Linked DNA regions of Mus musculus: region 1 is linked to region 2. A link is a loop called in an ENCODE intact Hi-C map of the cell type or tissue named here. Cell type or tissue: gastrocnemius. All regions are shown on one strand. Each heading gives the region's core, and the rest is flanking DNA. Links, peaks and the distances in the headings are about the cores only. Region 1 has its middle 41 kb from the start of Nmd3. Region 2 has its middle 13 kb from the start of Gm35817.

The links. Peaks named below come from ENCODE experiments on the same cell type or tissue, not always from the same donor. Only the 100,000 strongest peaks of a DNase experiment are listed, where the experiment ranks them.
Region 1: a loop joins it to region 2, with 4 times the contacts of the local background. A loop is called at or near these places in 36 of 42 quality-filtered maps.

The regions. Positions count from the first base shown.
Region 1 is chr3:69,755,188-69,770,691 of GRCm38, reverse strand. No RefSeq gene overlaps it. Among named protein-coding and RNA genes, the nearest start is that of Nmd3, 41 kb to the right of the region's middle. In gastrocnemius, for the core only: no CTCF peak of the experiment used is centred there; a DNase peak (open chromatin) is centred at 9,345.
Region 2 is chr3:69,888,008-69,903,511 of GRCm38, reverse strand. No RefSeq gene overlaps it. Among named protein-coding and RNA genes, the nearest start is that of Gm35817, 13 kb to the right of the region's middle. In gastrocnemius, for the core only: no CTCF peak of the experiment used is centred there; a DNase peak (open chromatin) is centred at 7,839.

The DNA of each region.
Region 1 (15,504 bases), core at 7,166-11,165, 130 kb after region 2:
TTTCAAAATGATTTATACAGCCAAAAGAAATGTAGACAATTAATTTGGGAGGTGGCTTATAAGAGAACAGCAAAGAGTGAGACTGAAGGCTTTGCTTGATATTTATAATTATTGTATCAATTTTGAAGAAGAGGACTTTATAAGTTACTCTTATTCTGGGATGAATGCTTTTCAAAATCATCACAGCCAATGAACCAGAATCTTACCCTCACCTAACGTCTGTGCCACCCTCCAAGCAGAACCATTGTTCATTGAAACAGTTGATGAATGACTTCATGGATAGACCATCTTAATACACATACCATTTCTTAAACGAATGTAACCTGTTCCCTGTGGGCTGAGAAGGACGACAATCACGCAAATCAAATAGCTTTGACTGTAGCTGGAAATCTGTATCCAAAAATCGTGCCTACAATTCATTCCTTGGCGCAGTAGAACTGTCGACTCTTAGCTTAGCTACTGTGGAGGTAAAATCCTTTGGTGATGTGAGGGACATTCAAGTACAGCCTTATTACAATGAACTGCAATGTCCAAAAACTGTTCTTATTTTGTGTTTGTACCACAGTAAAAGCCGAGATTTTAAGCTCTACTAAAAACAAAACAAAACAAACAAACAAACGAAAATACTTTATCTATTTATGTTCATTAAAAAAACTAATAGTGATATATTATTTTAAAATACTGTATAGTTAATATATTTGGAGTAATTTAAAATTTATATTGAGAAAAACATTTATTTTCAGTATTGCTATAGACAAACATCTACCTAAGTCTGATTGTTGTTTTATATCAAACAACTTTTATAATACTCATTTTTATTGTTACAATACTTTATAAATTTTAAAGAATATGATAAAAAAAACGAAACTATTGCAGGTTTTGAAGGGGGGAGCTCTCCGGGAGGAGTTGGGGTACAAAAGGAAAAGAAGAATATGATGTAAGTTTATTTACTCAAAACATGTTTTTAAATGTTAACAAATTCAGATAAATTGAAATTATGTATGTATCTTTTCTCATCATAATGCAATAAAACTTTAAAAAAATAATTTTTAAAAATCCCACGTAATTGACTTACACAACACCTTTGGAGACTTTTTTTTAAATCAGTATAATGCCCTAGAGATCTCTCCAGGTTGTTCCATATGCCAACAGCTCATTATTTTTTACTGCTGAATAATAATTCATGGTATAGACTGCCAGAGTTTAGCTGCTTCTGGCCTGGAACTAGAACAGTAAAGCTAATTTCAGTACCTATTTATATGTGACTTGTGAAAGCATGAGTTTTTATTTCTCTGGAACAATGCTACGGTAAAAGCGGAATCTCTCCGCTAAGTACTAATGTAGTTACATAAGAAATTTACAAGCTGTCTCCCTAGAGTGACCGTGTGACATTACTTCCCCCAGAAATACCTGAACAATCCAGTTCCTCTGCTTTCTCCCCAGCCTTTGGCATTGCAACCATCATAACTCATCTGATAGATAAGTACTGCTTCTACTTACTATGGCTTTAATTAGCACTTCCCTAATGGCTACATTAAGCATCCTTTCAGGAATCTCTTTTGCCATCTGTAGCTCCTCCCCAATGAAGTATCTTTCCATGCCTTTGTCCTGTCTTCCAATTCTAGTTTTTTTGTTTTGTTTGTTTGTTGATTTTACTGTTGACTTCAAAAGTTGCCAATCATGTAGTTTATAAATGCTTTCTCTAACTCTTAGGCTTGTCTTTCTTTCAATAAGGTCTTCTCAGCACATATTTTAAGTTTGATACAAACCCACTGTCATCCTTTTTTATGAATGACATAGTGAGTGTCACCTCTAAGACCTCTTCAAGGAGCTCTGAGTGTTAACAAGTTTTCCCTCTCCTTCCTCCTAGATGTTGTCCTTACATCTGTCTGTCTGTGTGCACACAGGGGCCGGCGGAACGCAGAGGACAATTTGAGGGACTTGGTTCTCTCCTTCTACCACATGGGTCCTAGGAATCAAACTCAGGTCCTCAGAGCTAGGAGCAAATGCCTTTACCCTGTGAACCATTTTGCCAGCTCTTAAAAGGTTTTATACTTTTTCATGTAAATCTGTGGTCTATCTTTGGTGAATCATCTTGAGAGGTTAACTCTGCTTGCTTGCTTGCTTGCTTGCTTGCTTGCTTGCTTGCTTGCTTGCTTGCTTGCTTGCTTGCCTATGGGTGTTCCATGGTTCTTGCTTGCCTGCTTGCCTGCTTGCTTGCTTGCTTGCTTGCTTGCTTGCTTGCTTGCTTGCTTGCTTGCTTGCTTGCTTGCCTATGGGTGTTCCATGGTTCTTGCTTGCCTGCTTGCCTGCTTGCTTGCTTGCTTGCTTGCTTGCTTGCTTGCTTGCTTGCTTGCTTGCTTGCTTGCTTGCTTGCTTGCCTATGGGTGTTCCATGGTTCTTGCTTGCCTGCTTGCCTGCTTGCTTGCTTGCTTGCTTGCTTGCTTGCTTGCTTGCTTGCTTGCCTGTGGGTGTTCCATGGTTCCAATGTATTTGTGGAGAACATCACTTTTCCTCCACTGAACTGCGTATGTCTTATGTCAGTGGGCAGTGTGTACTGGTTGGTACAAGCTGAAGCAGGTACTGGCACACTTAGGTTCACTGTAGCCAAGAGGTGAGAACAGCCAACATACCCATCCGCAAACGAAGGAAGGAAAAATGGTGAATGCACGCAATATCAATGTTTCATTTTGTCGACTGAGGTAATTTTTTTTTTAAGTGTACATCTTATAACCTTAGAGAAGTAGGCCCAGGATTCCCTTCTGTGTGGTTTTATCTTTCTTCTGCATGGTCGTAGGACACAAGCTGACATCATCAGTAAAATGAAACTAAATTGACAGTTGGAATCATCGTTTTCCCACTTTTCTGGGTCCCTGAGATACTCATGTAATCTCTCACTCATGACTCCATGGCCTGCCTATGAGTTTACAACGATTTCTCAGCTCCAATCCACCAATGGCGCCATGCTTCACTACCACAGTTAGAAGCTGGACACTATGGACGCAGCCGTGTGAGGTCCTGGAGGTCGCCTCTCTTTCCAGTACCGATGCTCTTGAAAGCATCATCCAGGACATTCACACGCACCACTCTGGAGCCAAGGGATGATGGTGGAGAGGAAGAGATGAAATGCAGCATTACCTGATCATAAAAAAAAGCCTTGACACATGCCCTGAGGCACATGAGCAGAAAGGCTACAGTGAGTGAAAGGAAGCAGACACAAAAGGCGACAGGTTCTGCCATCCATTTATATGGAATATCCACTAGAGATGGCTCTGTGGAGACAGAACAAAGATTGGTGACCAAGTGGGGGCAGGAAGCAGCTTCCTGATTTCCTCCTGGATGAGGAACATTTGGAACTAGAAAAGCTTACAGCACTGATTTGTTAAGTTTGAGCACATTTTATATAATGTGAATTTCATTTCTGGTTTAAAAAAAAAAAAAAAACAAAATGAATAAATTGACATGGTGTGACAGCGCCTTCAGGATGGTAGGCATGTAGTTACCTTTGTGATGTCACATAGGACCAACAAAGGAGAGCCCAAAGAATGAGGACAGCCAATATGTTCTTCCTGTCTGGACAATTTCATCTGAGGCACAAACCCTTCACCCCAACATGCATTCACAAGCTCCTGTCACACTCAGGTGGGCTTGGCTGAGCTGGCACACTGGTGTGCTAGTGCCATTCCATTGACCGAGGGATGACATATAATGTCCAATAATTGAGTCTCAACAAACTACAGACTTGGTCCAAGTCGGGTCCTTTGATCACTTTTCATTTTTCTTCTTCCTCACTGTGGTGGTTTGAATGGGTTGGTTCCCACAGATTCATGTGTTTCAATGCTTGACCATAGGGAGTGGCAAACATAGAAGGTAGGGCCCAGTTAGAATAGGTGTGGCCTTTATTGGAGGCAGTACATCATTGTGTAGATGGGCTTTGAGGTCTCCTATGTTCAAGCTCTGCCCAGTGTGGAATCAGAGTCTCCTTTGGATTGGCTCCTCCTCCAGCACCATGTCTCTCTGGATGCTGCCATGATTCTCACCAGGAGGATAATAGACTGAACCTCTGAAACTGCAAGCCAACCGCAATTAAATGTTTTCTTATATAAGAATTTCCTTGGTCATCTTGGTCATGGTGTCTCCTCACAGCAATAAAACCCTAAAAAACCCTTACTGCAAAACAACAACAACAAAACAAACAAACAAACTCCTCAAGGCATGGAATGGTGACTTTAATCCCAGCACTCAAGAGGCAGAGGCAGGTGGATCTCTGTGAGTTCAAGACTAACCTGATCTACATCATGAGGTTTTTTTGTTTTGGTTTGGTTTTTTGTTTTGTCTTTGTTTTTTTTTTGAGACAGGGTTTCTCTGTATAACCCTGGCTATCCTGGAACTCACTTTGTAGACCAAGCTGGCCTCGAACTCAGAAATCTGCCGGCCTCTGCCTCCTGAGTGCTGGGATTAAAGGCGTTCGCCACCACGCCTGGCTAGGACAGCCAGGGCTGTGTAAAGCAGTGGTTCCCAACCTGTGGGTCGCAATCTCTTTGGGGATTGAATGACCCTTTTATGGGGGCTGCCTAAGACCATCAGAAAACACATTTACATTACAGCTCATAGAGGTAGCAAGATTAGTTATAAATTAACAACAAAAATAACTTTGTGGTTCAGGGGTCACCACAACATGAGGAACTATATTAATGGGTCTCAGCATCAGGAAGGTTGAGAACCACTAACATGAAGGGAACTTGACACAAAAACAAAAAGAAGAAATCTCCTCCAACTGTTAAAGGCACCGTTTGTACCATTTTAAATTGTATATATAGGGGCTGGGGGTGGTGGTACGTGAACTTAATCCAGGAATTTAGAAGATAGAGACAGGCAGACCTGTATGAGCTCCAGGCCAGCCAGGGCTACATAGTGAGACTGCCTCAAAATAATAATACTAAATGGTATACATGAAATAAGTGGGGAAGCAGGGTTTTCCTTTTCCCTTGGTGCTCTCACGTGGTTCTGAGTAGGAGAGACTGACTTGTTAAAGTGTTCAGGTTTCACGGCTTCTCTTCCTTCTGACTTTGACGGTGAGGAGGAACCTTCCAGAAGGCATTACAAAGACCCATATGACCTCTCACCAAGTGCTGCCTCTTCGGATCCACAGGACACGGTGGCCTGGCATTTGAAGAAGGCTATGCCTGTGATTTGCTTTCTTCCCTAGATAGGCTGGAGGTTAACTGCTGAGGGCAGCCTCATCTCATACCCGGTATCTGACTCAAGAGCTCCGAGCATCAAACCACCGACTCGCTGACGTCGTGGAGCTGATGTGAGGATTGATTTTTGCTGCCTTGTCCTTCCACCCAAATGCTGACAGTGGGGATGGAGAGAGAATCCGCTCACGTCAAATTCCTGCTTAGAGTGCCCCACGACCTCAGAATGCAGTCCATCAGCCAGTGTCCTATGAGCCCCTTGGCTGGCAGCTTCTCTGCTCCCTTCTCCAACCCCAAGTCCCAGTCTCCCATCGTTGCAGGGTTGTTGTGCTTCCAATTCCAGCCCTGGCCCCTGCTCTTTGCATTGTGAATCTCACCTGTGCTACTGCTTGTTTCCCTTTCACATAAGACAGAGACAAAGATGGTGTCTGGTATATAGATGTCCCAGTGTTTTAAGGTTTGTGGGTATAGCTCAGTGGTAGTATGCTTGCTTAGCGTCCACAAGACCCTAGGTTCAAGCCCTAGCGTGCACACACACACACATACATACACACACACACACACACACACACACACACACTACATGGATTTATTTATAATGTATATAATCTATAAATACGTACCAGGAGCTTCTAGTGCCAGCTTGTGCTCTATGTCTGGGACACAGCAAGTTCAGAAAAGAAAATCTCCTATCCTTGTGGAGTGCGCCTGTCAGTGTTGGCAAGTGAACATACGCTACGTCAGTCAGACAATAACCATAGGCGATTTGAGGGGAAATGAAACGAGGAAAAGGGAGAGAAATTTCTGGGATATGTGTGAAAAGGATGGAATTATTCATATTGTAAGTACTCGGGAAAGAGTTAACAGAAAAAAAGAATATTCTTTCACCCCTCTCACCCCTGAACCATCTCCAGCAGAGGCTGACTTCCGCTAGCACCAGCAGCAAGATGAGCCCCCCTGAGAAGGTCTAGAAGATTGATGGTGGCCAGCCCTTGAAGATTCTAGGCGCGTGTGTCAACTCCATCTTTCAGGAGAGAATGCTGACTCTCCCAGGGTGGCTCCGCATCATCCTGGCGCGGACCTGGAGACAGCGCAGAAAGATGAGCAGGGACATGCATTTCACAAGTGAGCTTCCGCTCTCCACATCCTTCCACGGCTCTAGGCGCCTGCTCCCAAAAGATACTTCTCTCTTTAGCCAGGGTTGGATTGGGAAATCAGAAATGAATGAATATTTGAGCAAGGAGGTAAAAGAGGGGGCGGGGGGATCAGCCCACAGCACACATCCTAGGCAGGCCAGGCTCCTCAGCCTGAAACCCACTCCCATGATGCAGCTGCACACCTGATCAAAAGCCACACAGACCCACGTAAGACTCAGGGCCCTGACTCAGCAATTGTGTGCTGCTTCTCCCCAAACCCCACCCCACCCCAAGCCCTGGAGGAAACCCTGAGCTTGAAAGGCTGTGCTCCACTGAAAGAATGGAGAAGTAGGAAGCCCTGCCCTGCCCTGCCCGGTAGGGCTGAACAGTGGCTTAACCTAGAACCAGGGCAACAAGCTTCCTAGTTCTAAACTGTCAAGTACCCTGTGCTTTCTTTCGAAGTGTATTTCTGGCTAGGTGTCATGACGCGTAGTTTTAATCTCAGCACTCATAAGGCAGAGGCAGGCAGAACGCTGTGTGTTCCAGGTCAACCAGAATTACATAATGACACCCTGCTTAAAAATAAAGTATAGTTCTATTCATTCATCTTTCCCTACTTCTGGAATATAAAGGAGTTATTCTGACCTACGAAACACAATCACATTAAGAACCGAAAAGAGAAAAAGAAAATGAAGATGTTCCGCTGGGATCGGTAGAGTGTGGGAAGTGGATGTGGGAGGAGTCAGGGGGATGAATGGAAAGGATTAATAATATGATCCAGAGACATGGTAGGCAATATGATATTAATAAAACATATTAAAAACCGAAGAAAAGAAACAAAAAGAGGAGCTGGAGAGATGCACAGCAGTTAAAGGCACTGGATGGTCTTCCAGAAGACCTGGGTTCAATTCCCAGCACCTATGTGACAGCTCACAAATGTCTACAATTCTAGTTTCTCTCAGCCTCCAAGGTTACAACCTTGGAGTGGTGACCTCATGGGGTGCACAGAAATATATGCAGGCAAAATATCCATACGCATAAATTTAAAAAAAAGAAATGAGAGGGTCTTTAAATAGCCAATGATTAACATAAAGTCAAGATCTGCAGTCACTGCCCCCAGTACAAAATTCATCAGTTTAAAATGAACCAGCTGCTCCAGAGAATCCCAGCTACTGCTCGACTTGATGATGAAAAGAGTATTCTCGCCTAAGAGCCAAGGGGCAGCCTATAGCAGGATGAGCAATTCCAGCTACCCCTTCATCATGAAATGATGGCGGGAGGTTCTGGAGCCAGACTGTCTCCACACCTTACACAAGCAGTCTGGCCTCCGTCTGCTCTCCTGTGAATGGGAAATGAGCAATCCTGGAGGGTTTATGAGAGAGTGGGGGTACAGTCTTTCTCACAGTGTCTGGCCAGCAAGAGGCCACAGCACTCATCGATACTAATGATGGCTGTCACTGGCCTGCTTCTCAACATGCCCCACACCTCCTGCTTCAGTCCCCCACTCTTGGACTGAAATGCTTTCTCCATGATATGTATGGCTAAGTCCTTCTCCTTTCTCACAACACCATGGTTTTTCTACAGGCCATTTTAAATCAAAATGCTCAGAGCTGGGGCAATCGGTGCTAGAGTTCTTATCTAGCCTATGCAGTGTTAAAAAGGTACAAATACACATGCTTTTCCTACTTGCCTGCGCAGACTGGCAGCAAACCTCCCCTGCCCTGGCTCTCTTTTTCTCTATAGCACTTCTCCTATTCCAATAAGCAACTGCTCTACTTTCTTTGTTTTATCTGAAACAAGGCCCCCTGGCCACTGACTCCATGATAGACGTACCATCCAGGCCACAAAACCCAGCGCAGAGACAGCACCACCTCCCAAAACTAAAACAAATGCTGAAACCATCAAAATCCACCGTTCTGGAAAAGTCTCTAAATGTACTAGCCTTGCTGTTTGGCTTCTGTAGTTCTGCTTCTGGCTCATGTTCTTGGTAACTCAAGTGTGTCAACCCAGAACGCGTGTGTTGTGCTTACGAGCTCACCCTGAGAAAGGACCGGGTCTACTCTGAGATCGCAACCACCGTATCGGTTGGCTAATAAAGACTTTTTATTGGCTTAAGCTGTGTCAGAGCAGTCTTCTCGGATCAATACCCCAACATTATCTACCTCCCTCCATTAAATGGAGCGATTTCTATCTTATTCACTTGTCTATTCCTAACAGCTAAAGCAACAGGAGAGAGTAGAGCCTCGCGGACGAGTGAAGGAGTGAGGTAGTCAATAATAGATGTGCCACTTCACAGCTGATTACAGGCGACCCTTCCCATACCTACAGGAACCAGTCATTCACATGGTGACCCGGCACATTTCTAGACTTCAGGCCTGCAGGAACAACTCCAAAAGACTTTGGAAATTTCAGAGAATGTAGTGATGAGAAAAGGAAATCTTGTTATGATTTCTGGAGGCAGAAAGCATCCTTCAGTCTTCGGTGAGCTTAGAATTAGTAACAATCACTTCCTACAAAGGCAGGGCTAGAATTACTCAGAATTGGTTTTTTAAGAGACAGGGTCTCTATTATTATTAGATCAGGCTGGCCTCGAACTCAGAGATTCTCCTGCCTTTGCCTCCTGCATGCTAGGATTAAGGTATATACCACCACGCCCAGCTTAAATGTACTTGTTTGTTTTTTAACAAATACTGAGAAGAAAATTTTGTGTATTAATAAAGAGCTGCCAACTAAGGCAGCTCTAAGTAGCTCTGCAATGGCACCTTATGCACCATGCACCTTCGAGACGCTCAGAATCCCAGGCTCCCCAGTGTGAAACACAAGAACTCAGAAAGGTGCATATTCTGGAGAGGCACCAGGGGAGGCAGGGCTCCTGATTATTAATGAGAGGTACATGCCTGCACAGGCCAAGGTGAGAGGGCATCTTCTCAGCCAGTGAGGAGCAATCTAGCAGAACAGAAAACGTGCCCCAGGAAGGGTATCAAAGGTAGACAGAGTGAGTCAGAGTGCAGGTGGAACTGGGAGGCTCGCCCAGCCAGTCCCAAAGCCAATCCATGTGCAGCAGCCATTTGGCCTACCTCTCCCTTGCCAAATAGCAGGGTCTGAGAAGCCATGAGCTTTCCCATGTCCAAGTACATGAGTCTGGAATATTTTCCCAATAAATACTATGTTTAAGATATGCAGAAGGAAAAAATACTAAGTATAAAGCTGCAGTCAGCTTCCCTGTAGGTTCTGTGCACTAGATTGCTGGCTGAGGATGAACACAGATTTCTGAACTCCGCCTGTTGCAAAGCCCCCACAGCCTGCCTACCTTTTTAGCTTTCACAGACTCAACCCCTTCCCTCAGAGGCCATCATTCAAGTCTTCCAGTTTCTAATTAGAGTCAAGTTCCCTTTACTCTATTCTTTTAAAAAGATGTGATTCCTCTCTCATAGCTAGGCTATAGGTTCTTACCAGGCAAGAATACATTTAAGAAAACTTTTTTTTTTTTTTAAAGAAGGGTTAATATCCACAGAAATAGACACCACTGCATCTTTAATAAGCAAGCTGAGCAATTCACAGAACAAGCTCTGAGCTAGGCATGATGGCACATCTTGCAATCCCAGCACACAGGAGTCTGAGGCAGAGGAGCACCAGTTACATGAGGCAGAGGAGCACCAGTTACAGGCCAGTGTGAGTGCCATATGAAGATCCTATCTTGACCTCGCTCTCCTCCAGCCTAGATCCTATCCATGTGTGTGTCTCCCTCCCTCCCTCGCTCTCTGTTCCTCTCCCTCTTCTAAGCTTTAGCTTCATCCTTAGAACATTAAGCTCCCTCCCCGCCTGAACTTTGAAAACTGTCCCTCATTTCCTATCCCATTGGACCAGAAATAAATAAACATGGGCTTTAAAAAATATCCATGCTCTTTCTTCACCCTTGGTCTGACTTACCCTGGGAACTTACTTACTCCAGGAGATCCAACCTATGTTCCTAGCACCCAAACTGTGACTAGGTAGATACCCAAGGCCACTGCTGGGCTCATTCCAGTTCCCAGCTATCAGGGAGCATTAGGTGTACTATAGTCATGCTGAGTGTTGCAGGAGCAGGTGCCTTCTGCTCGCTGCTCAAGGCCAGCAGCAGCATCTGTCAAGCGAGCAAGAACGAAGGTTCCAGCTCAGCTCACCATCACCTGAGGCAACATTTGCTTTACCAGAAACAGTGAAACGGACGGAGGAAACAGAGTATGAAGGTGGAGAGTTCTGTAAGCGCTGTGAAGGTAAGATATAGGTGTGTCTTATTCATACTTAGGGCTTTCAAGATACTTGTTGAAATAATGACTTAGGAAAGTAGCAGTCTTTGGACTTCAACTTGCTGTTTAATAAGCATGTCACTCTATTCATAATAGGAAGCTTGCAAGGCCAGGAATAGGTGGACAGGTCACACTTCACTTCCTTTTGATGGGGCTGGGGAGAGGGTTTAGTCCATCAAGTCCACCAGGGTTCCATCCACAGAACCCCAAATTTATAAACCCAGGGATGGTGATACTTGTTTGTAATGCCAGTGCTAGACAAGACAGACAAATAGATCTCTGGTGCTTACTGCCCAGCTAGCCTGGCCTACTCAGTGGCTCTAGGCCAATGAAAGACGCCCATCTCAAAACACAAGATGAATGGCGCCTGACAAGTGACCCTAAAGTTGACCTGTCTCTCTCTCTCTCTCTCTCCCTCTCTCTCACTCACACACACACACACACACACACACACACACACACACACACACACACACACAGAAGAGGAAAGCAACTTTTACTCTTAGTAAGTTTATAGCTCCTTTAAAACTTATAGGCAGACACATTTAGATGCTTGTGGGGTTTGATCAGCAATGCACATAAAATGCTATGACACCCAGACAGCATGTCATAGCATAATTTTTTATTAAAATTGAGAACCTATAGAAAAAAATGACAGTTGAACTGGGGCCTGAAACAGAAGTGTTTTAGGGTTGGGGACATTTAAAATGAACAAAACTGACCTCATTACTAAGACTAATGGCCAGCCCTGGATTCAGAAAGAAAGCCTAGTGCTTCTCCCAGCCAACTGCTGATCGCTGCCTTCTACCACAAAAGGTCCAAGATCCACCAAAGAAGCCCCATCAGAACCAGAGGGGCAGTGCTGAGAAGCAAGCAGCCTTATGAGCAGCTTTCCCCTAGGGCCTACTAATGACTTGCGCAGCTCAGCTGAACTGTGTGCCTCCTCATTCTAGGGCTCCCCAAGGGATTCCCAAGGTGCTCTGGGTGAGCCCTGGTGACCTCGTCTGGCTGTGTGATTTGTTATCATGAAGAGTCTGGAACCTCGGGGAGGATCTAGAACTACCTGAGGCTCTAGTGTCCTGCACCATCTCCTCCAGTTCTGTAGGTGACCAGAGAACAAAGGTTCTCTGGAGACCCAGGCTGGTCTGCACACGTGTGTAGACATAAACCAGGGGATTCTCTGACCTACAGTACTTAAATAAGCTATGGGCTACAGACTGAGGCAAAGTCCATATGAGAATAAGTCTGTCCATGCATAAGCAGTAAGAAGCTGTGGGGACAGGAGAAAGCCAGGTCACTGCTCTCGACAATTTGAAGGAGAAAGTATCTACTTACCTGAACAGTCTATTAGTTATGCAAAGTTAAAGAGGAAGGAGCTAGGTGTAGTGTTTCAGTACGAATGTGACCAGCCTCGGCATAAGACACTGGGAGCAGAGGAAGGAGAAGTGATGAGGGTGAGGAAGAGATGCTTGTTCAGTGCTTGTCCACTGGTCCCCAGCTGTTCCAAGCACCTTAAGACATGGCATGTGCCACCCTTCCCCACAAGGCATTCTAGTTGTAGCTTAGCTTTGTCCAAATTCCACTACTCTCTCCCATTCCACCTAGTCTCTGCTGTGCTATGGTCCAAGTGTGAAACTATGGGTAGGCCCATGTTGGATGGGTAATAAATTTATACTACAGTCAAAAGGACAAATGGAGCCGGGCATGGTGGCGCACAAGTTTAATCCCAGCACTCGGGAGGCAGAGGCAGGCGGACTTCTGAGTTCGAGGCCAGCCTAGTCTACAAAGTGAGTTCCAGGACAACCAGAGCTATACAGAGAAACCCAGAAAATATCTTAACAAAACATGGCAGCAGGCATCAAAAGGCATATTCTATTATAAATTTAGCTAGGGAGAATTCTCTAGACTTTTAAATATACTATCTCCCTGAGTTATCAGACCCAAAGCACTCTTGCAGTCAGTGGCTTTAACACCTCAATTACTACCCTGGAATAAAATTCAAGTAAACTCTACATCAGCATAACTTACAAAAAAGGGGGGCAACAACAGTTCTAGTCATATTGCTTCATCAGTGTTGATTATCATCATAAAGGTGACAGCTACAAATGTCAGCTAAGCTACACAGCTAAACTCTATCAGTCACTCAGTGCCAGCAATGGTGTACATGAGTTAGATAAAGTTCCAAGCAAAATAGAAGCCTTTACTTGATTTACATAATCATTATCTTCCTAAGAACTCAGCTATAGAAAATCTCACTTACTCTGTACTTAAATGTGAACAGACTTAGGCAGCAATCTTAATTATATACTGCCACAAGACTTTCAAGATGAGCTAAAAATCAAAGGGGGAAGGATAGCACTTGCTTTTATGAGCCATCTTTCAGGACCATATGCTACCTAGCATCTACCTGGGGTTTCCAGGCCACTGTGACAAGTGCCATAGTGGTAAAATAAATGTTCCTCAGAGAGTAGTGCCTGCCTTTGGCAGAGGTTTCAGAGTGCCTTTAATATGATTTGACCTGAAAAACACATAAAGACAAAAGTACGTTTTTGGTTTCTTTGTTTGTTTTTTAACCCCAATTCCTATCCCCTCCAACCAAAGTAGCCTCTTGGAGTACTACTGCTTCACTGGACACACTGGAAAATGTAGGTATAATTTTTGCAAGTGTAGCCATTAATTAAACTGTAGAGTACCAGCTGTAAGCGACCAGACCAGAAGGCTCTGGAGATTTATTCTCATGAGTGGAGAACCTAACGGTCACCCAGAGGGCAGGGGTGAATGGCAGTCTCTCTAGGGTCGTCACAGTCTGGTTCCTGTTGGTGCCATGGATGCTCCGTGGCTTTCTGACTTAGTAACTGGAGTCCAAGAGACTGAAGTCAGTTTTCATGATCCTAGGACTTATCAATTCCTAATGAACTTATCTTTTCAAGAGCCGTTTTTATGGTCCTATCCCATGAAGAAAGAGGACCTATATAAATCAGTAAATAGTCTAGTAAATAAGTTAAGCAATATTATCATCAACATATGAAATCAAGCAATGAAATGTTTATTTCCAATTTCTCTGTAAACCTGTAGGGTTTATATAAATACAAACACAAGCCTAAGTTGAATAATCTGAACTTGAAAGTTTTTTCGACCAAACCTACTTTAAATTATAACCCAAAAGTCACTAAGAAAGAAAAAATCTAAAAAGTCCCACTGTTGAAAGCATAGCCTAGTGAAACTCAAAATACCGTGATCCCTACCTCAAGTGTGGGACTCACTCACGCGACTACAGAGGGATCCAGTGAGTGCTGTTAGCCACAGGACCACGGAGAGATTTCCCAAGGAGGAAGCCTCACACGGTGTTTCTTGACGACTGATTGGTAAAGTGCCTTTCAGTATCATCAGTCAGTCATTACTGCCACCTGGTGGACATTCTAACTAGCCTTAAGGCCATTGCCCAACGGGCTTCACTTAAAAACTAAAGGTAGGAAAACATTTCTATTATTTGGTAACATACTTCATTATCTTAGTTTCAGAAGGCCAAAATTCATACCATTCACTTACTCAAAGGCTATATACTTCATTTAAATACACACTGCGAATGGTTCAAATTACTTATAAAGCACTAGGCAGTGGCATTCAGACAAGACAGCATGATAGCACACATGAAAATTCAAATTATGCAAGCAATACTCAACCAGACTTCAAGTCATTCAACAATATTTTTATTTTTCATATTTCCATAATCAGGGCTAATTTTTCAACATGTGGGTGCCAGGGATTGAATTGAGGACATGAAGCTTGGTGCCACTGAGTCATCATAGCAGCCCTCAACAGTTTGCTTATAGCAGCTTAAGTAGCTGTGACTCCCCAAAATGGGATTAAAAGCATGCACCACCGCACCTGGCTTCTTAACTCCTTTTATTTTTTTATTTTGTATACAGGTGTCTAGCTAGCACAGACATCTATGTGTCGCACGTATGCCTGATGCCCAGAAAAGGGTAACAGATCTCCTGGAACTGGAAGTGCAGGGTTGTTGAAGAGTTGTGAACTACTATGTGGGTTTTGGGAATAGAACCTTGGGGACCTCTGAAGAGCAGCCAATTCTCCTAACCACTGGGCCATCTCATCTCTTCAGCTACATTCTCAACAATCTATAATACAAAGGCCTTTGTACTATTTGAAAATCTAAATTTCAGACGTCAGTGGTCCTACCTAATAAGATGTAAATCTTAACAAAAACAATGTATGACTGTTAACTACGTCAAAGTGAAACTTGTTTAGCAAAAAAAGGCAAAAACATCAGGATATATCAATGTCCAAAACCATCAAGAGCTACTTATGTAAGAAATATCTTCAAATCAACACTCAGAAATGGAATCTCAAGTATCTAGATAATGAAAGGTTATTCAATATGTAATCTAACAAATGTAATTAAAATGAACACTACTTTTGTCACCTTCCAAGCTGACAAAAAATTAAAATGGAAAACCCTATAATATTATAAAAGTGTTTGCCAAAGTCAAAAAAGAGAAACCCTTGTATACTGATAGAAAACTGCAGACCTTGAGCATACATATAAGTTTTGCCAGCCAACAGACAATACCCACCCCCATAGATTTAACGATTAAAATAGCACCTGCTATTTTAGCTTCTGTGGGTGAGATGCCCAGACATGTCTTGCTTGAGTGTCTTCAAGTCAAAATGCTGTGGTCGAGGGTTAGCTGGGACTGCCATCTTATGGACCGTCAAGGAGCTACAGAGAGCTTCAGAAATTGGGTTAGGCCAGATCTGACCTTCTTGTACCAGGACATACTGGAATATGACTGAATAGGATGTCTATAGTTGATGGTTGTTAAGGGTAAGAGACATGGATCCCATTGTTTAGAATGGAGT
Region 2 (15,504 bases), core at 6,228-10,227:
CAAAGTGGAACACACACACACACACACACACACACACACACACAATCACCTGCCGACCTCATGCAAGTATAGATTCTGACCCCGTGCAGTCCCTGTTGGGCCTGGTAGTGCCTTTTGTGGCCTCTCACGTTGTGCCAGGGTCTGGCCAGTGCAAGTTGGCACCCTAAGCTTACTTATCCTCAGACACAAATTGGCACTTCGCAATCTTGGCACTATTGGCATTTTGGACCAGCTAATTCTCTGTGGAGAGGGGCCATCCTGTGTGCTCACAGATGCTGGGCAGCAACCCTGTCCCCTGCCCATCCAATGCCAACAGTGACTCCTCCCCTAATGATGGTAGTCAAAACATCTCCTGGTACTGCTGAATTTTCCCCCAAAGGCAAAATCCACTCCAACAAAGTACTACTGAAAAATAGAAGCCGTGTCGGGGTCCCTTCAGGGGACAGGCTACTAGATAAAAATACACTCGTCTTTGTCCAAGCAGCCCTGTACCGCGTGGCTTCTAATACCAGTTCTGTGCCAGGTTGGCCCTCTTCCAACCTTGGCCTTCTAGAAGCATTGATAGAGAGAGCATCAGTGGATGCCTCACACCAACACCCTAGCTGAAACCATTAACAGAGCCAACTCCTTCCAGGAGGTTCTGCCATCTAAGAACCACCCCCTCCATTTGCTGCAGGGCCAGCAGGATCTCAGAACAGTCTAGCTTCCAATAGCCATAAAATCCTTTGTACCTATTCTTAGACTTCAGGTACAAGTTAAATTAGGAAAGGAAAAAAAAAAAAAGGAAGTTTTACTTTCTCCCTCCAAAACTCAAAAGGCAGGAAGGATACAACATTTTTTAGGTGTCAAGTTCCATGCTTCTGTCAGAGAAAGAATGCGGCTGCCACATGGGGCAGGGCTGCTGGGTGGCTGGGGCAGGGCCAGGTGTTTCCAGGCTCTTGATCTCCTCAAACCCACAGAAGAAATAGCAGGGTGCACCCAGTTTGCAACAGCAGCTGGGAAGCACTGTGCAAACTGAAGCAGCAATACAAGCCAGAAAAAAGAAATAAATAACAACAGTGAAGCAAGGGTGTGAAGAACACCCTGTCAAGAATAGCAGGCCACCAGTCGGGATACTCAGGGGCCTCAAATACTGCTTGGCTTTCCTTCTGTGAGGCTCAAGAGAAGGGAAAACTTGATGCCTAAGGATGTTGGTGTGGGTGGCTCTCTGTTTTGATTGACAGAGTTGTATTACATAAGCCCTTCTCACTGTGCCCACCCTTCCCCTCTGGTTGTAATCATATGCACATATGATGCACATGTAATCATATCTTGCTCACTATGCATAGATGGGAAATGGTAAATAGGGGATCCTCCCAGAAAGTTCACCTAGAGGGCAATGTTTGCATTACTGCATATGCACACAAAACTAGCACACAAAACTAGTTCAAGCCAGATTCCTCTACACACACACACACACACACACACACACACACACACACACACACACAGTGCCTGGTCATAACTGGAGTATGACTGAACAGAATCTCTGCATTTCATGATGATTAAAGGAAAGAAAAATGCATTCTATCTTTCAAAATGGGGTGTGCCTGAGCTCAATGTAGGTGAGGGGGTCCTAAGCTGCTAACAGGTTGCTAGATGATGGTGATGATGATGGTAGTGGTGGTGGTGGTGGTGATGATGCAGAAAAAGAAGAGAGTGTGTGTGTGTGTGTGTGTGTGTGTGTGTGTGTGTGTGTGTAGTACAGGCAGGGAAATTTCACAAACCAAGTGCATCATTAGAAGAAGGATGTGTATATGGCCCAAGCCAAGTGGAGCTCCAGGTTGCTAAACCTTCCCCTATGCTTGCTTGTCACAAATGTACACACAGAACACTGCTTAAAACCTCACTATCTGCACTGGGTCTCTGGTTCGGACTTCCTGCTTTGCAGTCTCATCTTTGGTCTGCTCCTGTGAGTTCAAAGGACCTCGGCTCCCAGACAGAAAGTCTGTGCCCTCTGTGTACCTCCATGTCAGGAACACTGTGTCTACTCATCCTTAAATAACCTACATGGCCCTTGCTAGGAAGAGCTGTTGTTTGACTTGTCCTTTCTAGATATAAACGTTGATGGGGAAACTCAAACTTGTATCTTTAATAGGTGATTACTTCTCCAATCTGTAATTTAAAAGAAAAAAAGGATTTCATTTTCTCTTCCTTCCTTCCTTCCTTCCTTCCTTCCTTCCTGTCTTTCTTTCTTCCTTCCTCTCTTTCTTTCTTCCTTTCTTTCTTCCTTTCTTTCTGGTCTCCACGTGACTGTTTCAAACTATTTCCCTTTATCTTATTTATTGTGCTGTTCAATTATATTTGAGTAGTTCCTGGACTCTGCCATGTTACCTACTGTGTAGAAGACAAGCCAGCATGTGTCTCATCTCATAGAAGCTATTTGGTTAAAATAAGACAGCTGACACAACTAGTAACACACAGGGCACTCAGACTCTAACTTGAGAGAAAAGTCCCACTTAATCCTTGTGAATGGATGGCTGGGGTCTAAATTCCAGTGTCATGACTTTGCAGCATCTTAACCACTGAGTCATCTCTCCAGCCCCTGTTTTCACTATTTTTTTTTTATTTTACTTTTATGTGTATGAATGTTTGGCCTGCATGCATGCATATGACAGCCCATGTGCCTATTAGACCCTCTGGAACTGGGGTTACAAATGGTTGTGAGCCTCCACGTTGGTGCTGAGATTGGAACCCTGATCTTCTGCAGGAGCAGCAAGTGCTCTTAGCTGCTGAGCCATCTCCTCATCCTGTTCTCACTATTTTAACTGACAAAGGTAAGCCTCATGGATCTGGGTTTCCTCCCACCTTCTTGGTGTCTGGACTCCGGTCTCTCCACAAACGCCTGCTTTCACTGCACAGGGGCAGCTGCCACGTCTCTGCCAAGTGTTTCTTCAAAGTCAAGCACCTCTGGGGTGTGCTCCTTGCATCTGTTCCTAGAGCAGCGTGGCCTCACATACCAGGAAAGTCTGTAGCCACTCGAGCACCCCTTCTATAATACATCACTCCTGAAGTTCCTGCTCCCCTCAGGTACTGTGGGGAGGAAAGGACATTCCTGGGAGGAAGGAAATGAAAGTTCTGTTCTCTGGGTCTGTGCTTTCCTTTGCCTGCCCCCCATCCTCCTCAGCAACAGAGATGGGAGAGCTAGGGAATTTCAGAGCAAATGAGAAGAGCCTCCTCATGTAAGAGTGGACAGGTCGCAGCTATGGCCACCACTAGATGGGCGTTGCTGTTGCTTAGTTGGTTCTGCTATTCTTTTCACTGTCTCTTCACTAGCTGGTGATAGTAGTGGTGGGGACAGACCAGACTCACGGTCGTGATTTTCTTACCTCAGGCTGCTGAGGAGCTGGGCTACATGTGTGTTATCAACCACACACCTTCCACTTACACATTTGCTAACATTCTCTTCACCAGAAATTGTCCCAGAAGTCTCAGAAATGACATTACTCTCCCTCATTTTAGGGAAGAAGAAGCTGAGATTCAAGGAACTGAAGCTCAACTTGAGATTTAGCAGCCAATTCTTAGCAGACAGGGGGGGGGGGCAGCAAGGGAGGAGGCACTTCCTTTTGGTTTGAGTAGAATTGGTTAGTAGATTTGGGAGGTACAGTGAGATAAGATATCATGTAGCCCTCACTGGACTCAGACTCTTCCTGCTCCCACATCCCAAGTGCTGTTATTACAGACACACACCACCACACCAGGCTTAGAACTACTTTTAGTTAGTCTTAAGATCTATATTTACTTTTATTTGTGTGTGTGTGTGTGTGTGTGTCTGTGTGTGTGTGTGTCTGTGTGTGTGTGTGTCTGTGTGTCTCTGTGTGTGTGTGTCTGTGTGTACAACCAAATGTGCACAAGCAAGCGTGAATGTCCGCAGAGGACAGAACAGGCAGCTGAGAGGTCGTGAGCCACTGTGGGTGCTGAGGACTTAACTCCAGTGCTCTGCAAGAGCCAAGAGCACTCTTAACAGATTAGCCATCTCTCCAGCCCTAAAACCACCTGGAACAATGTCTAACTATCAGGGCAATTTCATTACTTGGTAAGCGAAAGCATGAGTGCGGGGGTTCAAAGCAGCCTCCCCTACACAGTGAGTCTGATGTCAGACGGGATAAGCCAGAGTGTCTCAAAACAAACACACACAGCACAAAGTCTCACATACATGAAAATTAAGGAAAGTCTCTGGGGTTTCTCCAAGTTTAATAAAATATTAAGACCATAAGTGCACCTCCTCTTATACCACGATTCCTTCCCGTATGTTCATATCACAGGAAAATCTGGCATGTGTAATTAAGAAGATTGGTATAATCATATTAGATTGCTACTGTTAGTTGAGACAGATAAGTCTGAAAGAGTAACCAGCACCCACTCTACTTCACAAAATACGTTTTTTTTCAAATGTGTAAGTTTATTAGTTGTAAGGATCGATTGGGTAGAAAAAGCACAGTGAACTAGTTCATGATCAAGTTTTCACTTGAAAACTTTGTAATCAGACCCACCCACAAAACTCTCAACCCAAAATGTGCCCTATCTACAAAATGTGCAGGGACAAAGATGGAACACAGACAAAGGGAATGACCAACCAGTGACTGGCCCAAATTGAGACCCATCCCACGGACAAGAACCAATTCCGGACACTATTCATAACACTCTGTTATGCTTACAGACAGGATCCTAGCATAATCGTCCTCTGAGAGACTCCACTCAACAGCTGACCAAAACAGCACCCACAACCAAACATTAGATGGAGTTCTCAGGAGTCTTGTGGAAGAGTCAGGGGAAGGACTGGGTGACCTGAAGAGGATAGGGACTCCACAGGAAGACCAACAGAGTCAACTAACCTGGACCCTGGGGGCTCTTAGAGACTGAGACACCAACCAAAGAGTGAGCATGACCGGACCTTGCCCCCCACCCCGGCACGTATACAGCAGATGTGCATCTTGGTCTTCATGCAGGTCTCCCAACAACCGGAGTAGGGTCTGCTCCTGAATTTGTTGCTTGCCTCTGGATGCTGTTCCTCTAACTGAGCCACCTTGTCTGTCCTCAGTGAGAGTAAAGGATGCACACAGTCCTGCAGTGACTGATGTATAGGAGTGGGGGGCTTATGGGGGGAGTGTGATATAGGGGTCCCCCTTCTCAGGGGAGAAGGGGAGGGGGATGGAACTAAGAGGAGGGGGGTTGATATTGGGATGTAAAGTGAATATATAAATAAATAATTTTTAAAAAAATTGTAGTCTGATTAAAGTTGTAAAATAACATTTTCCCAGGAGAAAGGATAGAATAGTAAATCTTGTTTGTATTTATAAAAAGCCTAATTCAACAAAGCATTTGACAAATATCAAAAGTTCCAGAAGGGGGCAGCATGAGGCTGTTGCACAGACAATGTTTCGGAACACTTCTTTTTTAACCTCCAAAAATACCAGAGGTCTTGCTGGATCCTCCGGTAGTACTATGTCCAATTTTCTGAGGAACCGCCAGACTGATTTCCAGAGTGGTTTTACAAGCCTGCAATCCCACCAACAATGGAGGAGTGTTCCTCTTTCTCCACATCCTCGCCAGCATCTGCTGTCACCTGAATTTTTGATCTTAGCCATTCTGACTGGTGTGAGGTGGAATCTCAGGGTTGTTTTGATTTGCATTTCCCTGATGATTAAGGATGTTGAACATTTTTTCAGGTGCTTCTCTGCCATTCGGTATTCCTCAGGTGAGAATTCTTTGTTCAGTTCTGAGCCCCATTTTTTAAGGGGGTTATTTGATTTTCTGAGGTCCACCTTCTTGAGTTCTTTATATATGTTGGATATTAGTCCCCTATCTGATTTAGGATAGGTAAAGATCCTTTCCCAGTCTGTTGGTGGTCTTTTTGTCTTATAGACAGTGTCTTTTGCCTTGCAGAAACTTTGGAGTTTCATTAGGTCCCATTTGTCAATTCTCGATCTTACAGCACAAGCCATTGCTGTTCTGTTCAGGAATTTTTCCCCTGTGCCCATATCTTCAAGGCTTTTCCCCACTTTCTCCTCTATAAGTTTCAGTGTCTCTGGTTTTATGTGAAGTTCCTTGATCCACTTAGATTTGACCTTAGTACAAGGAGATAAGTATGGATCGATTCGCATTCTTCTACATGATAACAACCAGTTGTGCCAGCACCAATTGTTGAAAATGCTGTCTTTCTTCCACTGGATGGTTTTGGCTCCCTTGTCGAAGATCAAGTGACCATAGGTGTGTGGGTTCATTTCTGGGTCTTCAATTCTATTCCATTGGTCCACTTGTCTGTCTCTATACCAGTACCATGCAGTTTTTATCACAATTGCTCTGTAGTAAAGCTTTAGGTCAGGCATGGTGATTCCACCAGAGGTTCTTTTATCCTTGAGAAGAGTTTTTGCTATCCTCGGTTTTTTGTTATTCCAGATGAATTTGCAAATTGCTCCTTCTAATTCGTTGAAGAATTGAGTTGGAATTTTAATGGGGATTGCATTGAATCTGTAGATTGCTTTTGGCAAGATAGCCATTTTTACAATGTTGGTCCTGCCAATCCATGAGCATGGGAGATCTTTCCATCTTCTGAGATCTTCTTTAATTTCTTTCTTCAGGGACTTGAAGTTTTTATCATACAGATCTTTCACTTCCTTCGTTAGAGTCACGCCGAGATATTTTATATTATTTGTGGCTATTGAGAAGGGTGTTGTTTCCCTAATTTCTTTCTCAGCCTGTTTATTCTTTGTGTAGAGAAAGGCCATTGACTTGTTTGAGTTAATTTTATATCCAGCTACTTCACCGAAGCTGTTTATCAGGTTTAGGAGTTCTCTGGTGGAATTTTTAGGGTCACTTATATATACTATCATATCATCTGCAAAAAGTGATATTTTGACTTCCTCTTTTCCAATTTGTATCCCCTTGATCTCCTTTTCACAAAGGAACTCACACAATATGTACTCACTGATAAGTGGATACTAGCCCAAAACCTAGGATACCCACGATATAAGATACAATTTCCTAAACACATGAAACTCAAGAAAAATGAAGACTGAAGTGTGGACACTATGCCCCTCCTTAGAAGTGGGAACAAAACACCCATGGAAGGAGTTACAGAGACAAAGTATGGAGCTGAGATGAAAGGATGGACCATGTAGAGACTGCCATATCCAGGGATCCACCCCATAATCAGCTTCCAAATGCTGACACCATTGCATACACTAGCAAGATTTTACTGAAAGGACCCAGATGTAGCTGTCTCTTGTGAGACTATGCCGGGGCCTAGCAAACACAGAAGTGGATGCTCACAGTCAGCTAATGGATGGATCACAGGGCTCCCAATAGAGGAGCTAGAGAAAGTACCCAAGGAGCTAAAGGGATCTTCAACCCTATAGGTGGAACAACATTATGAACTAACCAGTACCCCTGAGCTCTTGACTCTAGCTGCATATGTATCAAAAGATGGCCTAGTCGGCCATCACTGGAAAGAGAGGCCCATTGGACACGCAGACTTTGTGTGCCCCGGTACAGGGGAACGCCAGGGCCAAAGGGGGGGAGTGGATGGGTAGGGGAGTGGGGGTGGGTGGGTAAGGGGGACTTTTGGTATAGCATTGGAAATGTAAATGAGCTAAATACCTAATAAAAAATGAAAAAAAAAAATACCAGAGGTCCAGTTCACTCCCAAAATAATACTCTGGAAATTGATCTAAAGAATCACTGCCAGGAACTTCTGTCCCTGAAAACCCTCCTCACGACGTCCACAGCTAAGTACCCGGTGAGGAACGACTGGAGTCCTGGAGACTGGCCTTGAAGCGCCCTTGGCTTTCCATCTTTCTGTCGGAACAGGGCTAACACCGTCTGCACTGCACCATGGAGGACAAGGGCCAATTCCTAGAGTGAGCGCGTCTGCAAGTAGAGGAGCCTAAGATTTGATTCAAGCCACAGTCATTTCGAATGCACAGTTGCGTTACTTCTTAAACAAGTACTTCAAGACTACATGGGGTTTAGAACCATGGAACAGGAGAGGGGAGATCCAGGCCTCCCGTAAAACTTACTCTATAGCAGCCCTCCCAGGCAGGCACCGGACATACTTCTTAAAGCCACTGAAGTCTGAGTGAGAAAACTCATCCAGGGATTGGACAGTTTCTTGTGGATCTCCAGAAGCTATCCACCAGCAAAAACACAAACAGCATTCTCATGTAACAATGCCTTATGATGAGCCAGGTATAGTGGAGACACACGTGCAAACCAGCACAAGGGAGGCTGAGACAAGAGGAGAGGAAAATTTGAGCTCTCCTATGTTACACAGAGGGATCTTATCTTCATTCCCTCCACCCACCGATCCCACCAACCCCAACCCTACTCCCACGTTGGGGACTGAAGCCAGGGCCATGGCTTGATTATACTTTCCCACCGAGTTAAATCCTTAACTTCATGATCCTATCTTAATGAGATGGCCCAGCAGTTGAGAGCACTTCCCATGCGAGTCTGGGAACTCATCTTAGCAACCATGAAAAGAGCAGAGGTAGAGTCTCTCAAACTCCTGTGACCCCAGCTATGGCTTCATGGTGACGGTTGGTTGGTTGGTTGGTTGGTTGGTTGGTTGATTTGTTTGTTTGAGACAGCATTTCTCTCTGCAGCCCTGACTGTCCTGGACTTCACTCTGTAGATTAAGCTGGCCTCAAACTCAGAGAGATCTACATCCTCTGCATCCACATTGCTGGGCTTAAAGGTATCTGCCACCACCACCACCTTGCAGAGTGAGGATTTTTTTTTTACTAGTCTTAAAATGAAAAATATTAACACTCAAAAAAATTAAAAGAACCTGGCAATTATCCTCAAATCTCCCAGTGAGTGTGGTAGTGGGGTCTACAGAGAGTTTACAAGGTTGAGCCTATGCCATAATGAACTTGGAAGGGAAGTCTGTTATACACAGGTGGTATGGATTCTGGGAACACAGGTGGGAAACCATATCATTCTAGACAAACTTATCAGCTGGGAAGGAAAAAAAAAAGCATAACCCTTAGTCAGAGTCATCATAGGCCCAACCCTTATGTTAGATGAGGGATCATCCAAATGATGAGTCACTATTTGCACACTCAAACCTTGCATGTATCAAATGTACATATTTGTTTTGAAAAGAATTTAGAAGCTGGGCAGTATTTTATTCTCAATGACACCCATTGATATCTCCTGACATTCCATCTACTGTAAATGAAAATTTCTCAAGAGAAACCTAGATTCTCACAGCTTCAGAGGTTTTTGCTGTTGCTCTGAGAAACAGATTTAGAAGGGAGAATTGTTCTGCCTGTGAGTCCCACCAGCCCTCAGGAAGCTTCACTTTTGATTCCATTCTGAGGGCTGACCCTCTGTCAAAAAGTAAAGTCAAGTCCTTAAGAAGCAATGAGAGAAATGCAGAGAGAAGAGGAGAAAGGGTTAAGGAGAAGGTTCCATTGTATTCAGAGAAATTGTCATGATAGTGCTGGTGTAGAAGAATTAGCTCTGTTGATCCCATAACCCAGCTTCTGTGAACAGTACAGCCAACAGAAATAAACATTGAAAAGGACACAGACAGCAAGGTGTGGACACACCATGGGATGGCTTTTTTTTTTAAACCATGAAGAATGGTTGTGTTGTTTGCAGGTAAATGGATGTAACTAGAGAAAGTCATATTAAGCCAGTTAAGTCAGCTCCTCTCAGGGACCTTAGTTATTATAGGTGCATAGTAACGCATATGGACTGATGACATGTACGTAAAAGTGAAGTTGAGGAGGAAACAGCCCTCTTTTAAGCATCATCTACAAAATCCCACAACGGGATTTTCAGGTCACTGTTTGCTCTGCATTGAGGACTTAGCCAGGTACAATCCCTGCAATCCTACCTTTACTCTAATGGAGTGTCTACCTTAGTCTGAGTGTTCTGCTGTAACAAAATATCTAGATTTGAGTAATGTATAAAGAAAATACATTGATGTTCTCACAGTTCTAGAGGCTGACAATTGCAAGGTCATAGGACCAAGAGGAGCTGTGTCTGGTGAAGATCTACTCTCCAATGATGGTGTCATCTAAATATCCACACACGTAGACAGGAGAGAAAGCCAAAGAGAAGAAAGCTAGCTGTAGCTCAGCTGGTAGAATGCTCACCTAGTATACATGAGGCTCTAGCTTCAATCAGAAACTGGGTGTGGTGGGTGACTCTTAGAATCTCAACACTGGGAAGGGAAGCTAAAGAAGATCTGAAGTTCATGATTATCAGCAGCTATGTAACGTGTTCTGGGACACTCTGGGCTCCATGAGGCATTATATCAAACCGAGACATCCGTAAATGGATGAACACTGTCTTCATGTGGCAGAAGAGAGATACAAAACTGACCAATATTTCTCTCTTGCTCTTTCTGAAGGAATGAAGTCATGCATGAAGGCAAAGTCCTTCTGACTTAATCACCCCACCAACAGCCCTGTCTCTACTACTATAATGAAGATCTCATTTCAACACATGAGCTGTGAGGGGCGTTCAGACCATAGCCACATACTTAACTTTCTGGGAAGGCTACTCATAAGGCTGGCTCATGCCTTCTGGCTTGTACCCTAGTGACCTCTATGCTAGTTTTCAGCAGGTTCCACCCGCCTGGGTCCTCCCTTTCCTTGACATTGGGTTGTACTATAATCAGCATGTCTTTCTCATTGAATGCCAATCACAAGCCTACTGTATCACCCACCCAAAGAGCACCTGGATTGACTTGAGTGATCTGACCTTACAGGGAAGTTTAAACAGGTGAAATGGACCCGTGACACCAGCTCCTGCTTACCCCCTACTTTCACAATCTTGCCCATCCTTTTGCACAACTCCACCCCCCACCCCGTGCTCCAACAGGAAGTCTTCAAGCTGCACACTCCCTCTGCCACAGATTCCGAGGAGGACCTGAATTCGCATGCTAGGTGGTCTTCTCCAAAGGATACTGATGGTGGATGTTGAAGAATGAGTGTCAGTGTGGGACACATTCACACCTCCATCCGTGAGATAATTATCAACTGCTAAAGGCAACCTCCCAACTTAACATTCTCTCACACAGTTTCCTCATGCATGGGCAAGTACCATATAAAACAAGCAGACTGCCAAGAATGTAGGTTTTAGGTCAAAGGCTTTTGTAGATAAGCCCAGGAAGGCTGGTTAGGAGATAGCAAGAAAATGTTCGCTGCCAAGAAAAGAAGTTCAACTGGATTCAGGAGGTCATGGATGATCAATAAAGTTTTCAGGGTGGGAGGTAGCACAGCTGATGAGCGATTACACACACCAGCTTCTTGGAAGAGGAAGGGTCTCAAAGCAGAGTGACGAGCTGTCGCAAAGGACAAACAGTCAACACATTGAGTTTAAAGACATAAAAAAATAATAAAAAAAATAACCTTTGAGTGTGTAGCATTTGGGGAGTCATGCAACATTCCACCTAAAAATCAAATGATGGTCTGGCAAATGAACTGAAAGGGGGGAAGGACTCTATAGGGAAAAAGCTGAAGAACACAGAAATCAGACACCAAGTGAGTAGCCTGTTACAGAGTTAATTATCTTAGACTGCTTAAAAAAAAAAAAGCAAGGGCTTCCTTAACACGCAGGCTCAGTTTGGGTCCCTTAAACCAGGTGCCATGAGCTTCCTTTGTTCCGAAGACCAGGCCCACTTTCAAATACAATTTGATTAAATGACAGATGCTAAGAATGACTCTGTTATCGCTGCCTAGGGTCTATTGATGCTTCATGCAATAACTCAGTTCAAACTAAGGGGCTCCCGTACATTTTAATTAACAACCAGAAGGCCACTGGTAAGGGGACAACATAATGCTGCCATTTATAACTGTCCGTCGAAAGTAAAGAATACCATGTCAAGTGGTGGAGCCCCAGGCATCCCAGAAGACCAGAGGAACATTTTTTTACCAACTCTACTAAATGTCTGTATCTCAACTGCTCCCAGAGAGAACGCTATACACCACCAGGACTTCAAGATGGCAAGCTGAGTATCCAGGAGCACAGGTAAGTGGGCACATCGCTCTGGTACACGTGGCCCAGCCTCACCCTCGATATGGAGGTAACGTACTAACTTTACACACTCTGCAGTCACACCGTTACACTGACGCACTATGTAGTAGAATATAAATGTTGGATTTACTTTCCCTTTTAAACAAAGGATTGAAAATAAACCTAGGGTTGGGGTATTGAGGAGCCTGTGAAGTGGGGGGTGGGGAGGGGATGAAAGTGAGGAGAATGCAAACATGCAAGCTCTTGCCTGCACTCCAGGAAGAGAAAGAGACCTTGAAGGAGTACCCGGCCCAGCCTCACCCTCACACACCTTAGGGCAGAAAAGATCTCAAATTCATTGTGCCGGGCAGCAGCCATTTTAAAAATTCTTTGCTATACTCTCTCCATTAAGTCTGAGTAGAATTTATATGTGCTTTCGAATCTTGAGTCTGTTGGTCCAGGTTATAAATCCAATAGCTCTCTGAAATCAAAGAATGATGGGCTGCAGTCCTCACAGTGGTGTGTTTGAGGTGAAAGCAATGGTAGGTCTCCGTCCCAGGCTCTATGTACATGCTGCTCAGGTGTCTCCACCAAAATGTAGCAGCTTTAGGTGTCCTGTCACCTCACAAGGTCTTTAAAGAATTCAATAGCCCAATTTCCCCCTCCCTTCTGGGATGTCTGTGTAAATCCTGACAAAGTAAGTCATCTCCATAGTAACCATAGATAAATCTAGATGCAATCGTAGCTTTGGATCTCTTAGGCCAAAGTGGGAAAAACCAATTTAGGCCATGTAATATTTTTGTTGATAAAGATGATTGATTCGAAAGAGTAAACATGAGATTATTTAAATCAATAGCCACTTTACTTTAATGTCAAGCTTCAGCTTTGACAGTCTTCCTGGAAGCTTGTCCTGTTGTGGGAACACTTATCTCACTAAAGACTTCAGCATGCCACAGGGTTGCATGCAGGGTTGCCCCAACCACAGGGTTGGGGAAGAGCACCTTCCAAGTGCTGTGGGTGTTTTCTAATCATGAAACGTGTTTAGCTTTCCCACTCCAATGCCTCTAATTCCATAGTTGCTTAACTCCTAGTGGAAGAAGGTCTTTCTTCTCAAAATCCTCACACACACACACACACACACACACACACACACACACACACACACACACCTAAATTAAAAATGTGATCTATTCTGACCAGAGAAAGATGTTGCACTGATTCTGAAAGCAACACATGAAAAGAAAATCTTGGATTTTAGGCAGATGCTAGGTAGATGCTAGGGGCTGGTTCAGGTAGCTCTGGCTGTGCTAGCAGGGAGCCTGGGCTTGACTCTCAGCACTCACAGGACAGCTTACAGCCATCTGCAGCCACAGTTCCAGAGGACCGGATGCCATGACACCAGCCATACGCATAGCACACAGGCATACGTAAGGGTAACACACCCGTGCGCATAACATTAAAGAATTTTGATTCATTTAAAATTCCAAAAAGGACATTAAAGGTGGGCATTTCCCCACTCCTCCCTGAGAGCAGCACTAAGTGAGACCACATACAGGGCAGAGACTTGCCTAGTTGTTGATAATAGAATATGAATATTAGCCTGTTTCCTACACTTTGTTCCAGTAAGGAAGGGTGCTATTGACAGTCAGCCAAACATCTAGATCACCAAACAGTTACCAGGCATGACTGGAATAGCAGGGCAATACAAAATGAGAAACATGGTGGGAAAGACATTGTCACATGAAATAGTACAGGAAACAAAGGAATCCAGGATTTTCTCTAGTATTCGTACTTATAAAATATTTATTTTTATGCTATGCATATGACTGTTTGCCTTCATGTGCACAAGGCATGTGTGCCTGGTGCAATTAAGGATCAGAAGAGGTTGTCAGATCCTTGGAACTGGAGTTACGAAGAGTTGTTATACATTATGTGGGTGATGGTAACTGAACCTCGGTCCTCTGGAAGAGTAGCAAGTACTCTCAAATAGCGAGCCTCCTGCAACCTCGAATTAGCTGCATTTCTATGGCCTGGTTATCACCCACAAGGATGAGTTAGGCAGAGTAATTCACCATCATAAGCTAGATGGAGAAATGAAGGGACCCAGGATTTCTGTATCATGTGCTACTTACCGCCCCCTCCCTCTTGCTTCCTCCTTTTTGATTGGTGTGTGTTCTTTTACCCTCATGGAAGCATCATCTCCATGGCTGGTGAACACGCTCACTCATGGTTTTTTATTATCCTTTCTTTTCTCTGAAGATAGACTCGGTATTGCCCAGGCTGGTTTCAAACATCCGGTCACGAGTGATGCTCAGGCTCAGTCTCCTGAGTGCTGTATATTTAATGTATATCATCATATGTATACGTCCTCACAAGGAGATATTATAGATGGGAATATGTGATTTAATTTGCATATTTAAGCGATGTTTAATTTTCTATTTCATTTTATTTTTGTACTTTTTCTCACTAAGCCACAGGATTTGAAGATCCACTAATGCTGTTATTCGTAGGTACATTTGTTACTTTTCCCTTTCCGCGTGTAAATTTGCCAAATTTATACACAGCAAACGTGGAGCCTTTGATGGTTCTCAGTGCACAGAAAAACACAGGACTATCCCAGGGTAAGGTGCATGCGCCCTTTATCGCCCTGTGGAAACACACACACACAGAGAGAGAGAGAGAGAGAGAGAGAGAGAGAGAGAGAGAGAGAGAGAGGGAGAGGGAGAGAGGGAGAGAGGGAGAGAGGGAGGGAGGGAGGGAGAGAGAGGGAGGGAGGATTGCTTTGCTGAGTCATACCCATTTCTATTGGATAACTTAAATATTTAACTTTTGCTGCTACTTAGTCTTGCTATTCAACTTGTCATTTTGAAGACTAGTTTTGAAAATCCCTTCCATGCTTCTAGGCCACAAGAAATTCCATCTATTAATGCTACTATGCCTTCCAAATTTAGAAGGATATAAAACAGAGAAAAGTTACTCCTTTATTTCCATAAACCTGTTGCTCCTGGTTGAAGCATTTGCCAGGTGAACCAGGTGGCATCTCGGGAACATCTGCCGCAAACAGGTGGGTCTAGAAACATCTGGAAGCCAAAGGTCCTGAGGGAGGTCTTTGATTCCTTCCTATTCTTTATGTACACAAAACTTTTCTAATATTCTGTTAGTAACAGGAGGTCCCACAACTTTCGCATGATTTCCTCACCAATAAAGCAAGAAAAAGGAGCAATAAAAATAGAGCATCAAGACCAACACCCAGAATCCCACCTGGCACATGTCTACTCTGGGAGCCCAGGAACATCAACCATGGGATGTGTTTCTCCTCTTGATTAACCTTGGTTTTCTGTTGACCCTTTTTTTTTCCCCCTTTGTGTAGCCTTGGCTGTCCTCGAACTCACTGTAGACCAGGCTAGCCTCAAACTCATAAAGATCTGCCTGCTTCTGCCTTGAGAGGTCTGGAATTAAAGGTGTGTGCCACCACTGCCTGGGTGGTTTTCTGTT